Regions from separate parts of the Homo sapiens genome. Here region 2 is linked to region 1. The links are chromatin loops, found by intact Hi-C in ENCODE. Cell type or tissue: gastrocnemius medialis. All regions are shown on one strand. Each heading gives the region's core, and the rest is flanking DNA. Links, peaks and the distances in the headings are about the cores only.

The links. A loop is a pair of places that touch in the nucleus more often than their neighbours do. Peaks named below come from ENCODE experiments on the same cell type or tissue, not always from the same donor. Only the 100,000 strongest peaks of a DNase experiment are listed, where the experiment ranks them.
Region 2: it touches region 1 in a loop (2.2-fold over the local background); 4 of 110 quality-filtered maps call a loop at or near these places.

What each region holds. Positions count from the first base shown.
Region 1 is chr6:155,106,019-155,108,837 of GRCh38, reverse strand. All of the region lies in intron 2 of TIAM2 (TIAM Rac1 associated GEF 2), which reads right to left. Among named protein-coding and RNA genes, the nearest start is that of TIAM2, 110 kb to the right of the region's middle. In gastrocnemius medialis, for the core only: no CTCF peak of the experiment used is centred there; no DNase peak of the experiment used is centred there; H3K4me3 peaks cover 1,470 bases; H3K27ac peaks cover 976 bases.
Region 2 is chr6:155,154,844-155,157,662 of GRCh38, reverse strand. All of the region lies in intron 7 of TIAM2 (TIAM Rac1 associated GEF 2), which reads right to left. Among named protein-coding and RNA genes, the nearest start is that of CLDN20, 110 kb to the left of the region's middle. In gastrocnemius medialis, for the core only: no CTCF peak of the experiment used is centred there; a DNase peak (open chromatin) is centred at 1,702; H3K27ac peaks cover 2,163 bases.

The DNA of each region.
Region 1 (2,819 bases), core at 141-2,640:
CTTCTGGTGGGAAGAAGCTGCAAAGACCCTTAACTAATTTTGCAAAAGAAAGCATGGCTCTGCTCAAACACAATCTCAGACCACCAAGACAGAATCATCTGTTTTACTTAATGGGTAAGTGAAGGACCCACTTACCCACTGGAAAACTAATCTCTTCACAAGGAGCCTAACGCTTATCTCGCACTTCCAGGCATCCTTCCTGCAGGCCTGATCTAATGAGAGGGCTTTGGAAAGTCACTCCCTCTGCACTAAAGTATTGAAAAAAGGTGTTATCTATTTGCATTCAAAACACTATTTACGGTCTGGTCAGTATGAATTTGAGTCATTAAGTTCTTCAATGGACTTCACTTTCTGTCCACAAGCTCTGGCAAAAATCAAAGTAGGTGACAAGTGTTAATGTGACCGGAGAAGGCGGCGGTCAGTGCACTGTTCCTGCTCTCAGTGCTTGCTGGCTCTGTCAGAGCCGCATTTTTTAGATGAAAAGGAAAAGTCATCAATAAAATATGACCAATCTTTCTATGAACTGTAACCTGCCTGAACCACACTCACATTCCTCCATCCCTAAAGACGTGTCTGTAAAGGAAGTGAACACATGGGGGATGCCCAATACACCGATGGAGATGACAGCCCTGACCCAGCACAGCTGAAAACGAACCCACGTAGCCTGCCTGAAAATAATTCATAACCTCATAATGCTGAAAGTATAAAATTTTAGAATCCCTAAGTGTGACAAAAGGCCACAACAAAATGTTTAAACCTGTTAGGAAAAACTCCAGCAGCTGTTCACCCGTACCCTTACTTTCCAGAAATTCTATAAATAATCCTGTAAGTTACAATGACTTCAATAAAGCTCCCTATTTCTGTCTCTCCACCTACCAATTTTCTGCGAATTACATGCTTGGCCAAATTAATGTAAAGCCAAGGAAGAACTACACCAAAGCCAGGGCTCCTCGGCCCCTGCTGATGAGCACACACCAGACGTTCAGCAGTACTTGTGCTTCTGGTGTTTCAAATACCCTAATGAATGAGCAGCCTCTAATGGACTAGAATATGAATCAATCACTCCTCTTAAACAAGTACCCCCCTCCCAAGATTACAAGGGATTCCATTTCTTTTTCATAAAGTTTAAGACAAAAAGACAAACGATACTAAACAGCGAAAGTCAAATTACAAGTTTGAAAAGAAACTCTTAAGCCAAATAGCCCACTCAGCTAAAAATTAAGCCCTGATGAGATGATATAATAACCCAAAAACTGCAAAATACAATCTCTGCCACATCTTAATTTCCCTTTCTACTCTGAAAAAATTAACTGGTAAAGTAATAGTCATCAATGCTTTAACATGATCACACTGAGAAGTGGTACTTTCTTGAGACCATCAGGAAAAATAAATCCATACAATACGTACAAATTTTGGAGAGTTAATTAGTAAAACGGCGCAGGCAACTGCAATAAATCACCAATAGGTGTTTGAAAGCACACAGACACTCCAATTTAAAGGCAACAATTCCCTTATGCACAGCAACGTGTGCTGCCTAAGTACAAAATAATGTCAGACAAAAATAAGTCAGCACTTATATATTGCCGGTGGGAGCATTTTGAGAAACATTTTTATCTCACATGTAAAATTACGTCTCAACTCCAGAAGAGGGGAAGTAAACATTTATAACCTTACCTTTGCCAGAACTTTGGATGTAGCCAGTATTTCTCGGGGTCTGTTCGTTAATAAGAAAAGTTTCACAAAGCTAGAGTCTATATACACATCCACAAACTCACTCTTCCTTCTGCTCATGGTAAGCCAGGAAACAGTGTCTAACACTTCAAATGCTCAGCCGTTGAGAGCTAAAAACAGATCCTGTGCAATGCTGGATATATTTTTGTCTGCTAGCTACACACCCTCATCATGTTCAATTTTTTCCATTGGTGGAACAGTATGATGCAGACTTAACCAGAAAGTGGTTTTCCATGGGCTGCCTGAAGCCATTAGCCGGGACAGCCTGCCATCATGCCTCGGAGAGGCCAGGCTCGCCCATGACTGGGCTGTTGTTGGGCCTGCATTCCATAATTACCACCGAAGTTCCATAGGAACACGGCTCCCAAGTCAGCCGAATAAAGGTTTACTCACTTGAAGGGAGCCTCAGCTTCTTTTTTAAGCCCTTTAGCAGTAAGAATACACACCTACCATCCTTGCATTTAGAGCAGTAGTAAACATTCTGCCTCCAAAACCACAGCTGGAATGTTATGATCATAAAAACCCTGCCTCAAGAGAGGCCCTTAAAAATAATATCATGATTTGCAAAATATCGGGTATAAACTTACTTGTGTTCCTTGCTAGAGTTCTTTCATTTTTAAGTTGGCTGAACTACAGTCTTGTACATTGGAAGTCCTTGTTACCCCAACGTGGTGCTTTTTTATTAAAAATGAACCATTAAATTATCTTAAATAAAAGTTATATACAGCAGAGGTTCAGAGTGTTTTGGGGTCTTGCTATATCCTTTGATGAAAGACCTTACATTTTAAAAATACCCCAAAAAGGCTGGGCATGGTGACTTACGCCTATAATCCCAGCACGTTGGGAGGCCGAGGAGGGTAGATCACCTGAGGTCAGGAGTTCGGAACCAGCCTGACCAATATGGTGAAACCCTGTCTCTACTAAAACTACAAAAATTAGCCAGGTGTGGTGATACACGCCTGTAATCCCAGCTACTCAGGAGGCTGAGACAGGAGAATTGCCTGAACCCAGGGGGCAGAGGTTGCAGTGAGCCGAGATCACGCCACTGCACTCCAGCCTGGGATACATAGAGACTCTCTCTCAAAAAA
Region 2 (2,819 bases), core at 247-2,746, 49 kb before region 1:
TGCTCCAGTGGCGCAATCAGTTAGTGCACGGTACTTATACGGAAAATGTACTTCTCGTCTGGGTGCAGTGGCTCACTCCTATAATCCCAGCACTTTGAGAGGCCGAGACAGGAGGATCGCTTGCACCCAGGAGTTCGAGACCAACCTGGGCAACATAGCGAGACCTCGTCTCTATTTTTTAAAAAAATTTTTAATTCTAAAAAAAAAAAAGAAAGAAAAAGAAAAGAAATATACTTCTCCTAAGGGTCTATTTACTCATCCAACAAACGGGTGCTATATCTACATCTTTACCTTGCAGAGTTATTGTGAAATCACATATGATAGTGGCCTAAGGCAGAGGCTCTGATAAAACAAGGAAGGGGAGCATGAGAACAAGGCAGGGCAAAAGGAGGCGTTCTGTTAGACGGGGGTGAAGCAGGAAGGCCTGGAACACTGGGAAGTGGGGTGGTGGCTGACTCAGAGAAGATCTCTGTTTCCTGCAGTACAGAGGACAGCATCCCTGGACAGACGAGACAGAGGTGCTTCCACACATTCACTAACTCAAGCAAGGCATCGAGGGTTCAGAGATAAAAAAACAGACACGGTTCCTCCAGGAGCACGTATTTTATAGCAGGAGCAACCTTACACACGAAGAAATCATGACAAAGCCATGGATGACAGCAGTGGCACAGACATGGAGAACTGTGGGAGGAGAGTGGGGCTCCCTGATGGAGTGGGCAAAAGGGCGATCAAGGACAGCGCCTTGGAGGAAGCGACCCCTAAACCCTTCATGACAGTCGAGAAGGGGTGAGCCAGATGAAGAGGGCGGAGGGGAGCAGGGCACATTTGTGCACAGCACAGGAGTCCTCTCTGCCTGAGGAAAAACCCAAAGAAAGGAGCAGAAGGGTGGGCTCAGGGAGTTGCAGATAAAGGTCAAGGTGGGGAGAGGTTATCAGGGACTTTATCTGGCAATCACAGGATCACATGTGCTTTTTATTTTTTTACTTTATTTATTTATTTATTTATTTTGAGACATATCACTCTGTTGCCCAGGCTGGAGTGCAATGGTGTGATCTCAGCTCATGGAAACCTCTGCTTCCTGGGTTCAAGCGATTCTCCTGCCTCAGCCTCCCGAGTAGCTGGGATTACAGGTATGCGCCACGACACCTGGCTAATTATTTTTGTATTTTTAGTAGAGACGGGGTTTCACCACATTGGCCAGGCTAGTCTTGAACTCCTGACCTCAAGTGATCCGCCCACCTTGGCCTCCCAAAATGCTGGGATTACAGGCATGAGCCACTGCACCTGACCCAGATGTGCTTTTCCGATGCAACCCAGTCTGGCTGTTGTATGGAAGATGCATCAGACGAAGGGCGAAACCGGAGGCTTCTGCAGTGGTACCGGGAGGAGAGAGTGACAGACAGTCCTACTTCCCCTGTCTACCTCTCACCACCTACCTAAAACCACACTGCATTTGCTCCCACTGTGCCTTGGCCTGGAAGACCCCTCTCTATTCTCCCGGTAAACTCCTCATTTTTCAAGAAGCAACTTGGCCTCCCTCCTCCAGGGTCTTCCATGACTGCACATGAGGCTATATTTCCCATTTCTGTCTTCCACAGCACTGGAATGCCACGTGCACTGAATCACTGTGTTATGTTGAAATTGTATGCTCAACTGTCTGTCACCTGCTAGACTGAGAGCTCAACTGTCTGTCACCTCTCTCTAGCAGGTGCCACTGTCACTGAAGGCTCTAGCACTCTCTCTAGCAGTGCCACTGTCACTGAGGGCAGAGACAGTGACTTCTTTGAGTCTCCAGTCTGTGCACATTTGCCTGACCCAGAGTATGCACCGAACAAACGCTCATTTAACTAAACCAAACATTCTTATTCTCCTAACAAAAACATTTCCAGGCTGGGAGCGGTGGCTCATGCCTGTAATCCCAACACTTTGGGAGGCCAAGGCGGGCAGATTGCCTGAAGTCAGGAGTTCGAGACCAGCCTGGCCAACATGGCAAAACCCCGTCTCTACAAAAAATACAAAAATTTGCCGGGTGTGGTGGCGTACGCCTGTAATCCCAGCTACCCAGGAGGCTAAGGCAGGAGAATCACTGGAACCCTGGAGGCAGAGGCTACAGTGAGCCGAGATCACACCACTGCATTCCAGCCTGGGCGACAGAGAAAGACTCCGTTTCAAAAAAATAGAAAATAAAAACACTTCCAGCTGGGCACACTGGCTCACACCTGTAATCCCAGCACTTTGGGAGGCTGAGGCAGGCGGATCAGTTGAGGTCAGGAGTTTGAGACCAGCATGGCCAATCCCATCTCTACTAAAATACAAAAATTACCAGGACGTAGTGGCACATGCCTGTAATCGCAGCTGCCTGGGAGGCTGAGGGACGAGAATCACTTGAACTCAGGAGGCAGAGGTTGCAGTGAGCCAAGACCATGCCACTGCACTCCAGCCTGGGCAACACAGCAAGACTCTGCCTTAAAAAATAAAAAATAACACTTTCACCATCTCCCTATTGCCTGCCTTAAAAAATAAAAAATAAAAAATAACACTTTCACCATCTCCCTATTGCCTATTGAATAAAGTTCACATCTTCACCCACCACCTCCACAATCTGACTTTATCTCCCTCAAATCCCCTCACAAATATGCTACACTCCAGTGGTTTGTTCCTCAAACTGCTTCCCCCTGTACACATCCAGAAATACACCACAGTATCCTCGTATTTTCCTCAAAGCCTTGTTCTCATTGTTCTCTTCACCAGTTGCCAATTGTCCAAACGCAATCCGTCCTCTTTATGATTTTAAAACTGTATTTAAGTAAATATTTAAA